Linked DNA regions of Homo sapiens: region 1 is linked to region 2. The links are chromatin loops, found by intact Hi-C in ENCODE. Cell type or tissue: IMR-90. All regions are shown on one strand. Links, peaks and the distances in the headings refer to the core of each region. The heading gives the core; the rest is flanking DNA.

Region 1 (5,492 bases), core at 213-5,212, 99 kb before region 2:
AAGTCCTTAAAAGCCCATGGCAGGTGTGTGTGTTACAAGACAGATGCATGGCAATCTGAGGGCTCAGAGATTGTGAGGCTGCCTGCTTTATGTGGGAGAAGCATGGACTTTCTCAAGTGTGAATTGAGCAGCAGCATTGGGTCATGGAAAGACACAGGACCAGCAGTCACAGCTTCTGGTGCCTCTCTGAGTCCCTCCATCTCCAACTGCCTGCCTGGCCCACCTTGTGGTCCTCACTTGGAGCATTCAGTGCTGGAATCTTCTTAGTTTCAATCTTACTTTGCCCCCTGTGGTATGTTTTCTCTTCAGCTTCCCTTTCCAAGGACATCCTAGAGATGGATGATGGAACTTCCCATTGTCCTTAAACCCTTTGGGTACTGGAAAGCCTGGCCTGGGACTGGGTACTTCAGCAGAAATAACACAGGGGAGACCAGAGTCAAGCCTGGAGGTCAGTTCAGTCATCAGGCAGTGCAGCCACAAGGTGGCGCAGTTTTCCCAGGTGTCTCATAGTGACTGACTTGAGCCAGTGACCTCTAAAGATAGAGCAGAGTCCAAGGAATGACCTACAAAGAGTGAAGGGGACAGGCAAGAGCTGATAGGTTTGGCCCAAGACCATGTTCCCTGTTCTGGGTCCATGATGCTCCCTTTCCCCTGTAGAGGGCAGGTGAGGACCATGTGGATCTTTCTAGAAATACATGTTGATGTTTGCAAATACAGAACTGACTGGTGGAAAGGGTGAACATGAACTGATGATGGAAGTCTGGTCCTCATGGACCATATGTGTTTGGTGGATATTAGACCAATATTTGGGAAGAAGTCTTGCAGATACTTTCTCTCATTAGACATTCTACCCTCTGATTCTGAGTTTGACTACTCTATGTACCTCATATCAGTGGATTCCAGAGTGAATCAGAGAGTAGAATAGTAGTTTCCAGGAGCTGGGATTAGGGGAATAGGGCACTGTTCCGTGGGTGTGTGGTTTCAGTTATGCAGGATGAGGGGGTTCTAGAGATCTCCTGTACAGCCTCATGCCTATAGTTCATACAGATAAAGTGCTCCTTATGCAGAAAGGTTAAAACAAAGTGTTTTCAATTTCTAATTTTTTTATTTTGGAATATTTGCAGTACATGTACTGGTTTAGCATCCCAAATCTGAAAAATTTAAAATCCACAATGCGCCAGTGAGCACTTCTTTTTAGCATCACATCAGTGGTCAGAAGGGTTGAGTTTTGAGCATTTCAGATTGTGGATTTCTGGATTTGGGATGCTCAATTCGTAATACTGTAATTTTCCCATAAAATGTTGTCAGGAGTTTAGACCTCAGGTTATGTTCTGACTCTAATAACAAAAGAAAAATTTGGAGGAAACATTAAAATGTTTTCATTAGTGGAAATTTTTACTGATGGTCCAAACATCTAAGATCAATTGCTGGTAGTAGTATTTCTCTTGAGACGAAAATGAGGTTTAGGTGTGCCGTGAATTCCAGCAGGATCACATTATGCTCAAAGAAAGATGCCAAAGGTGATTTGAATTAGCAGCTCCTTAAGTAGAGAGAGTCCCGTTAAAAGGACAGAACTGGTCAGTGCATCAATTACATAAAGAGAGGAAGGATGCCAAATTAAAAGAAGTGATGAGTGTTATGTTAGTAAATATAGAAAGAACTGCCTGCTTATAATTTCTGGGCAGAGTTAGGAAAAATGCGGAGGACCCCAAAACAGGTATGTGAAATGCTTTCTTCATTTTCTCTTAAGCTCAGGAAACACCACTAGAGTTTAAGTTTGTGTGAATTAGTAAGAGGCTAAGTGAGATGGCAATGGCTCGTGTGTCTCCCCACACGAAGAACTCCAACTTATGAAAACGGCATCATCATGAGGAAACAGTTGTATGTGGCACAGGCAGTAAAACCATGAGATAGCACCTACCTGGCCACCTCGATCTGGTCCCCAAACCACCTGTATTCCCATTAAGGGTATGTTACAGCCTTTGTAGTTGTCCCACAACTACAAAATTTAAAAATTGCTATTGTCAAAACAAAATACTAAATATGAAGTTGAAATGTTGTTCCACTTTTTTTCCCCCACTCTTTTTGAACTTTCCTGTTTCAGTTTTGGAAGTTTCTATTGACACATTCTCAAGCTAGGTATTCTTTCCACAGCTGTGTGCAGTCTACCAGTAAGCATCAAAAGCATTCTTCATTTCTCAAACAGCATTTTTTTTTTCTGAGACAGAGTCTCTCTTTGTCACCCAGGCTGGAGTGCAGTGGCATGATCTCAGCTCACTGCAAGCTCCGCCTCCCGGTTTCACTCCATTCTCCTGCCTCAGCCTCCCGAGTAGCTGGGACTACAGGTGCCCACCACCACGTCCCACTAATTTTTTGTATTTTTAGTAGAGACGGGGTTTCACCATGTTAGCCAGGATGGTCTGTATCTCCTGACCTTGTGCCTGCCTCGGCCTCCCAAAGTCCTGGGAGTATAGGTGTGAGCCACTGTGCCCAGCCATCTCTGAGGGATTTTAACGAGTTGTTGACTTTTGAGTTTGTTCAGCGTTTTACTTAGTGTTAGAACCGAGTGACAAATTCCAAGCTTGTTATATGCCTGACAGAAAGCCAGAAGTCTCTAGGAAGTGACAAAAGAATGTGAGCTCCATAGCAGGTTGAGAATGGAGTCACGAGTGAAATGGGTGAAATGAGCCCATGGGCTTTGGGAACTGCAGGCCCTTCCAGCCTCTGACACCCTGATGAGTCCGTGCAAAGATTACAACAGTGACAGCAAACTAGCGTGGCTGACTCCATCTGGCATCTAGTCTCAGGCTGGCTGTCCTCACTCATTCCTGGACATAGGCCAGGCTATCCTTGGGAAGAATTTGGTTTATGGTTTAACTTTGAAGCAAGAATGATGATAGTTCCTCCATAAAACTAACACCCTTACTTTGCCCAGGGACTGCCTTGGTAAAACTAGTGAAAGACCATGAGATTTAGATTATAAGAGGGAACTGAATTCTGCTAAAATGTTGGCACAGTTTCTATAATCCCTGACTGCTCCAGTGTCATTTGGCAAGAGTTTACAAAATTTGTAACTAATTGCTCCTATAGATAACATCACTATTGTAGAACGTGAGATTGGTCTTTTGAGATGTTTCTCATTCTTTTGCATTCTGGCAACCGGCTGACCTCATCTATACCTATGACTAATGGCTCAGCCAGTCATGTGGTCCCTACCTAGAGGCAGATTCAAGCACTAACAGATCATTTCCCTCTGCCCACATGATTCCATCACCAAACAATCAGCAGTACTCATTTTTTAGTCCTGTGCCCCTGAAACTATCCTTGAAAATCTCTAACCCCTGATCCACTGGGGAGGCTGATTTGAGTAATAATAAACCTCTGTCCTCCTGTTTGGCAGACTTGGAGTCATTAAAATCATTCTTTACTACAAATCACCATTTCAATATATATATATATATATATATATATATATATATATATATATTTTTTTTTTTTTTTGGTGTATGTATGTGTGCAGGAGGCCAGAAGAACTTGTCTGGCAATTATAAGAGTGGATGGAGGAACTGCCTATCCCTGTCCCATGGTCTTGTCCACAGGTCAGCCTCACAAAGTGAAAGAGCCCTGGATGGAAATACAGTGGAAGCTCATTCTCTTAGTGACCTGGGGTCATTGGCTCGAGATGAAGCCTGGCAGGAGTGGCAACTCCAGGTGATTTCTGCACCTTTCCTATTTCCTGGGAGGTGGGCCAGGCCACAGTGTTAGCGGGAAGGGAACAGAACAGTCAGCCTAGTTAGAGGGAGTGTCTGCGGAAGGCCTAGCAGTGGAGGAAGAAGCTGTGCAGGACAGGGCTTGCCAGTCAGAATGAAGTGGGAGGAAGATGAGGGACACAGAGAAGCAGAGAGAGGCAGAGACACCATGGCAGTGAGCAGTGAGGGCTACACTGACTTCAGTGACCCCAGGGACAAGGTGCCCCCATTTCCACAGTCCAGGACCAAGGAGCCCTGAGAACCCTCCGTGGCCAAAGAGCTTCAGAGTTACATGAGGTGGGGTGGCTTTAGGGGCAAGAGGTAGTGGGGTGATGAAACATGGGTGTCAGCCTCCGAAGGACAAGGGACAGGTGTGGCTAGAAACTCCTGGGATTCTGCATCCAAGATCCAGTCTCTAAAGAGGTTTTGGATCAGTCATTTCTGCATTCAATTCCTTTATTTGTTATGTGAGAGCTCCTGAGTATGTGTCTCTGGCTGGGCCTGTGCTGGTGCAGGGTGTGAGTGGGGAAAGAAAACAAGGTCCTCTCCTTGATCCTCTCATGACAGTGACATGGGAACTTTGGGAAACACAGGATTTCAGGTTCAATGATGGGTGTTAAGATCTGAGGGGGAGACCTGGACATTTTTTTTGCACTGACTCTGATGGTTGAGGCAGCTGATTTAGTTCTGGAGTGCAGACTAATCAGGTGACCACTTGCTCTCACTCCTCTGAGGTTTGGATGCCTAAGAAGAGAGGATTTGAGCCAATAAATGAGTATGGGGTGCTTGGAACCCAGTAAGCCCTCACTTCTGGTGGAGGAGAGGATGGGCCTGTGGCTGCAGACAGACCTCATGTGACCCTGATCTCCCCTTTGTGTTTGTGTGACTCTGGCTCAGTGACTGTGCTTTCCTGTGACTCAGTTTTCTCTCAATCAAATAAGCTAAATGGCAAATGGACTGTGGCTTTTCATGCTATCTGTGAATAAATGTTAAATTATTCACAGTCACCTGACCTAATGCGTAGCACTGTGGAAATGTTCACCAAACAGCATTTATTATTAATTTGCTTCCATGAGAAAGCACCTTTACGTCAGATCCCTGTGGACAAGCTGCTACCTGGTACATCTTCTCTCTTCTGTTTCTGCTTCTGGGGATATTAGACTTTCTATGGAGTGTCCTAGGCCTCCTAAGGCAGTTGGCTGATGGCCTACAAAGCTTGTCTTTCTGTCCTCTCCACTCTGAGTGTCAGGTGAAGAAAGCTCTGTCCTTGCCCAGATGAGGCTCTGAGGGCTGAGCCCTGGCTGGTGAACAGCTGCAGGAGACACAGTCCTCAGACAGCTGGAAAATTCTTAGTCCCAGTAAGCCCTGCCCAAGAAACCATAACCCAGTCCTGGCACAGGCTCCTCAGCTTTATCTGGAGCAAGGATTTAGGGACAGGGGTCTGGGGTTGAGGCTTCTAGGGCTGAGCTTCTCTGAGGGTCTCAGGGGGCCCCTCAGGCCAAGCCCTACTCAGTTTTCCAGGGTCTTTCTCAGGGTCAAATTTATGAAGAGGGCATGAGGTGCTTGGCTGAGACTGATCTCCTCCTGCTGAGTCCCCCCATCAGACTGTCCTTCCTCTGCAGCAAGTTTCTGCAGGGTCTGGATGTGAGAAAGGAATTCTGATCTGTTGAAATTTGTCTCCTCTGTGTGTTTCCTGCAATAAATGCCCAAACCCCAGCATGGGACATAATGCAGAGAGGGACA
Region 2 (5,492 bases), core at 263-5,262:
TGGGACCTGTGCTGGTTGAGCCTCTGCTGGAGCTCTTGTTTTGGGGCCTCTGGTACTCCTGGGGACAGGAGCTTCCAGGTAACTTGATTGAAAAACTCATGCCTTTCATTGAAACACTGGGTCAGATGATGTATTCATGGGCTTCAGCTGCCATAACAAATGCCTTAGCCTGGGTGAATTACATAACAGAAATCTATTTTTCACAGTTCTGTGAATAATGTGCTATTCTAACCACTTTAAGATGCACAATCAAGTGAAATTAACCACATACACAGTGTTAAATTACCATCACCACTATTTTTCCTAGAAAATTTTTATCACTTTAAACTGAAACTTTGTATCTTTCAAACAATACCTCCCTGTATGTTCCACCCTAGACTTTGATCATCTCTACTCTGTCTCTATGAATTTGCCTATTCTTGATGTTTCATATAAATGGAATTATACAATGATGTTATTTTGTTTCTGACATATTTCACTTAGCATAATGTTTCCATAGTCCATGCATGTTCCAGTGGGTGTCAGAGCTTCATTCCTCTTTATGGCAGATTAACATTCTGTTGTATGTGTCACCATATTTATTTATTCATGCATTGATGAGCACTTGGATTGTTTTCATATTTAATCTTTTGTGAATAATGCTGCAATCAACACTATCATGCAAGTACCTGTTTGAGTCCTGGATTTAATTCTTTGGGTATATACCTAGGAATGGATGTTGTTTCAAATGAGAATTATATGATTAGCTTTTTGAGGAACAGCAAAACTGTTTCTCCTAGAGGCTGTACCTTTTTATATTCTCACGAGCAATATATGAGGATTCCAAATTCTACATAATACTGCTACTTGTTATTTAACATTTTAAAAGAATGGTAACCAGTTTTGTAGATGTGATGTGGTGTCTCATTGCAGCTTTGACTTTGTGTTTTCCTGATGACTAATGATGTTGAGTATCTTTTCATGTCCTTCTTGACTCTTTGTATATCTTCTTTGAAGAAATGTCTATTTGACTCTTTTGCCCATTTATAAATTGGATGATTTGTCCTTTCTTTATTGAGTTGTAGCTAGTTCTTTATATTATCTGAACATGAAAACTGCCTATATGTGGTTTGCAAATATTTTCTCTCATTCTGTGTCTATTAATTACTTTCTTGATAATTTCCTTTGATGTACAAAATGCTCACATCTTGATAAAGCCCAATATATCTTGTTTTTCTTCTTTCTCATGCTTTTGTATCATATCTAAGAATCCATTGCACATTTGAGGTCATCAATATTTACCTCTATGTCTACTTTGAGATGTTTTTATGGTTATAGGTCTTATATTTAACTCACTGATCAATTTTTTAGGGAATTGTTTGATACGGTGTGAGGTAGAGTTATCTAAATTCACTGTTTTGCATGTGGTTATCTAGTTGTTTCTGCACTATCATTAGAAAGGAGAATTGTTCCTCCATTAAGTTGTCTTGACACTCTCTTCAAAGACTAATTGACCATAAGTGTGAGGGTTTGCTTCTAGACTCTCAATTCTATCCCATTTGTCTTTATGTTCATTCTTTTGCCAGCAGCTTGTTTTAATAATTGTACTCCTTTGTGAGATTTCAAATAAGAAAGTTCAAGTCCTACAATTTATTTTGGCAAGATTCTTTTGGCTATTCAGGGATCCTTTTTTGAAAGGTGGGGAGGCGAATGTTTCACCATTGGGAAAGCCTTTTCTGTCTTCTTCATGGGGAAATTTGGGAGAGCCTTTTAAAAAACTTTATCTAAGTAGGTAAACTGTCACCACTTTATTTGCTGAAGTGCTATGTTAAAGTGTGCCTTGCCTCTTGTGGAAGAATTGTGAGACCCTGGAAGCACTTGCCCACGTGGTGAGAGACAGTGAGTTCCACGATGAGGGGCAGAGAGGACATTGTTTTGGGATACAATGTTGTTGGGGGAGGTGTATACATCTCAACTTCTTTATGTCTCTGTGCAGTGGGTGTAGGGAGCAGCCCCACAGGGTCGGTGGGTTTTTCTCCCCATGTGCAGAGATGAGAGATTGTAGAAACAAAGACACAAGACAAAGAGATAAAAGAAAAGACAACTGGGCCCGGGGGACCACTACCACCAAGACGCGGAGACCGGTAGTGGCCCCAAATGCCAGGCTGTGGTGATATTTATTGGATACAAGACAAAGTGTCAGGATAAGGAGTGTGAGCCATCTCCAATTATAGGTAAGGTCACATGGGTCACATGTCCACTGGACAGGGGGCCCTTCCCTGCCTGGCAGCCAAGGCAGAGAGAGAAAGAAGAAAGAGAGAGAGAGCTTACAGCATTATTTCTGCTTATTACAGACTTTTAGTACTTTCACTAATTTGCTACTGCTAACTAAACGGCAGAGGCAAGTGTACAGGATGGAACATGAAGGCGGACTAGGAGCGTGACCACTGAAGCACAGCATCATAGGGAGATGGTGAGGCCTCTGGATAACTGCAGGTGGACCTGAGTAATGTCAGGCCCTCCACAAGAGGTGGAGGGGTAGAGTCTTCTCTAAACTCCCCCAGGGAAAGGGAGACTCCCTTTCCCAGTCTGCTAAGTAGTGGGTGTGTTTCCTTGACACTGAGGCTACCACTAGACCAAGGTCTGCTTGGCAACAGGCATCTTCCCAGATTCTGGCGTTACCTCTAGACCAAGGAGCCCTCTAGTGCCCCTGTCTGGGCATAACAGAAGGCTCGCACTCTTGTCTTCTGGTCACTTCTCACTGTGTCTCCTCAGCTCCTATCTCTGTATGGCCTGGCTTTTCCTAGGTTATGATTACAGAGTGATGATTACTCTAATGTTGGAATAAAAAGTAATTCCTACCAACTAATGATTAATGATATTCACATATAATCATATCTAAGATCTGTATCTGGTATAACTATTCTTTTATATTTTATGATACTGGAACAGCTCATGCCCTGAGTCTCTTGCCTCAGCACCTGGGTGGCTTGCCGCCCACAAGTGGGCACCTCCATTGGACACAGTAGGTTTTGAAATCCTTGTTTATCCTCTGGGGTCTGGGTCTTGGCTTACCTGTTAGCTGCAGCTGAAAGAGGTGTCTGCTAAGGCAATGACACCTGTGGGGAGAAGAAGGGTTCAGCAGAGTGAAAGCAGCTGGGGCTCAGAAAAGCCAGGAAAGTCTGACTCTTAGAAACTGTGGGTTAGCAGATGGGTGTCCTCAGGGGTAAATGGGCCATGCCAGTAGCCACTGCAGTGGACTGGAAGAAGGTAAGTGATGCTGGGTATCCCATGTTCTGTCTCAGCTCTGCAGCTGAAGATTTGGGCCCTATGCTGGTACGGCCCTGCAGCAGGGGAAGGGTACACAGGAATGGCTGCATATCAGGACCAAGTCCATGTCATCTTCTTAGGCATTGTTACTGCAGATGGAGGATTCTGTTCAGAGACCTGGCCTGGACACATGGGAGGGCCCACCCCATTCTTTTAAAATTATTTTAAGAGAACAGTATTAGCAAATGTGGTACATGTTTTATTCTGCTAGAATCAGCATTACTGTCACGTTTTACAACGTATCTCTTAGGAAATCATGAGAGCCATCCACACAATGTGGATTTAAAGGGGACTCTACTATAATTTCAGCTTTCCTACTCTTTATAGAAACCATCTTCTCTGCAAACACACAGGCAATATCTCTGTGTTCATTTCTATTGGGAGCCCTGTATGCAAGGTGGAGAGAGCCACATTTCCCCGTGAGATGTTATGTAAAAGTTTGAGGTTGAGATGACATATCTGACACTCTGTTGTTACCCTCAGAAGCTACTACATGTGAAATTCTAATGACTGCATTATCCTGCCAAATGAAAGAGGCATGCATGAGCAAGGACAGTTAAGAGGGGCGAGAGCCTCATCATGATGGGGAGTCTTATTTTGACATCTTGGGGAGAACTGTCCACAGTGTGAAGTCATCAACTTGTTGTCCTGGTTTACAGTTTGAGCATCTGTTGTTATGCTGTCCAACATTTTGGTGAGTTCTGAGTGGCTCACACTTCAGGTACAAGAATTTTCCCATGAAATTTACATTGAGTTGTCCTCCTCCCACTTATAGGGCTTCTGGAACAGAGTGGGTCTTGGTCTTAGTGATTCCATGGGAGAAAATGGAATTGGAGGAACTAGTAGAATTCAGGGTAATGTCCAGTCTACAGGTGAATAATAAAAACACAGAAACAATGAACAGAGCTGCAATCTCATAACCGGTATACTACAGTTTTTATTTTCCACATAATTTTTCTCTCTATGGGCATCTCTAGTTTTACCAATGATAATTTCAGTAGAATAAGTTTGTTTGCAAAATAAGTTGAGTTTCTTCAAACATAGTCTGATTCTTTACATAAGTGCAGCAAGAGTAGCAATGAGCCAGATAGGCTCTCTTTTAAAATTTTCTTTGCTCTAAGTTTTTATAAGGAATCTGAGATTAGACTTTTACAAACCTCTTGAGAATAGGAAGCCAAACCAAGGCTGACTTCAGACTTTGCCTGCAGTTCATATTGGTTCATTCTAAATATATTCTTAAATATAACAACCCAGTCAAAGCCTTGGTAATATAACAAATGATTTCAAATATGTCCTGTTAAAAATAGAGCAGATTGTTACTGTACTTGTGCAAATATGTGTATTACCTTAAACATATCAACACTCATGAATAGTTGCCCAATTCTGGGGCAGTCAGCTAGACAGCAAAAGTAAGTGTTTCAATTATTGTTCCCAGAAGTATAGTTTATTGAACTGCTATAAGCTATAGATAGATTAAAAAAATTCCATGAATCTAGAAAATAAAACATTTAAAGAATCAGCAAATTTTCAAATAAAAATCTTAAAAACATTATCCTCATTATGATCAATTATTTCAATGAAATCAATGTTTTTCCTGCTTGGTAGGCTTAGAATTTTCTGAAGATATCAGCCTGTTTGTTAAAGGTTTGTAAGTTCTTAGACAGTCCAGTGGTATAATCTGAAAGTTATCAGAAACTTGTATTAAAGTCTACTTGTCAGCATCTTTTCCATAAATCTCCTTGAAAAGGAAGCAATTTTGGACTGTAGCTGATTGGAAATGCTTTGAGGAAGAATAAAAACAACGTGTGTGAATGACAAAGATTTTAAATGACTATGGTTAAAACTCTGATGAGAATTCATTATGATAACACAGCTCACATAAAAAGTTCGTTACTTCTGTGGTACATGACATTATGGCTGATAACATAATTAATTTCTAGGAATCTCATACAATTTCTGGAACAATCATATCAGTAACATATCCATAAATATAACATAGAGAAGGTTTAGCTTCCTTTACTACTTATGATTTGAAAATGCTTTTCAGATAATTTTACATGTCAAATAAAGTGGCTTTTCCATGTAGCTTGTGTTTCTCAACAGGATTATTGAGTACTTGGTGGAGGACATTAATGAATAGGGCCAAGAAAGTATAGGCTTATGTATGCTGAAAAATTTCCCTA

The links. Hi-C counts contacts between places; a loop is a spot of excess contacts. Peaks named below come from ENCODE experiments on the same cell type or tissue, not always from the same donor. Only the 100,000 strongest peaks of a DNase experiment are listed, where the experiment ranks them.
Region 1: it touches region 2 in a loop (10-fold over the local background); 6 of 110 quality-filtered maps call a loop at or near these places.

What each region holds. Positions count from the first base shown.
Region 1 is chr19:42,929,822-42,935,313 of GRCh38, forward strand. The region is part of intron 2 of PSG7 (pregnancy specific beta-1-glycoprotein 7); the gene reads right to left. Among named protein-coding and RNA genes, the nearest start is that of PSG7, 4.6 kb to the right of the region's middle. In IMR-90, for the core only: a CTCF peak has its summit at 652 (motif pointing right); DNase peaks (open chromatin) are centred at 670, 2,800, 3,207 and 4,670; H3K27ac peaks cover 2,379 bases.
Region 2 is chr19:43,029,198-43,034,689 of GRCh38, forward strand. No RefSeq gene overlaps it. Among named protein-coding and RNA genes, the nearest start is that of PSG11, 5.5 kb to the left of the region's middle. In IMR-90, for the core only: a CTCF peak has its summit at 2,669 (motif pointing left); a DNase peak (open chromatin) is centred at 2,634.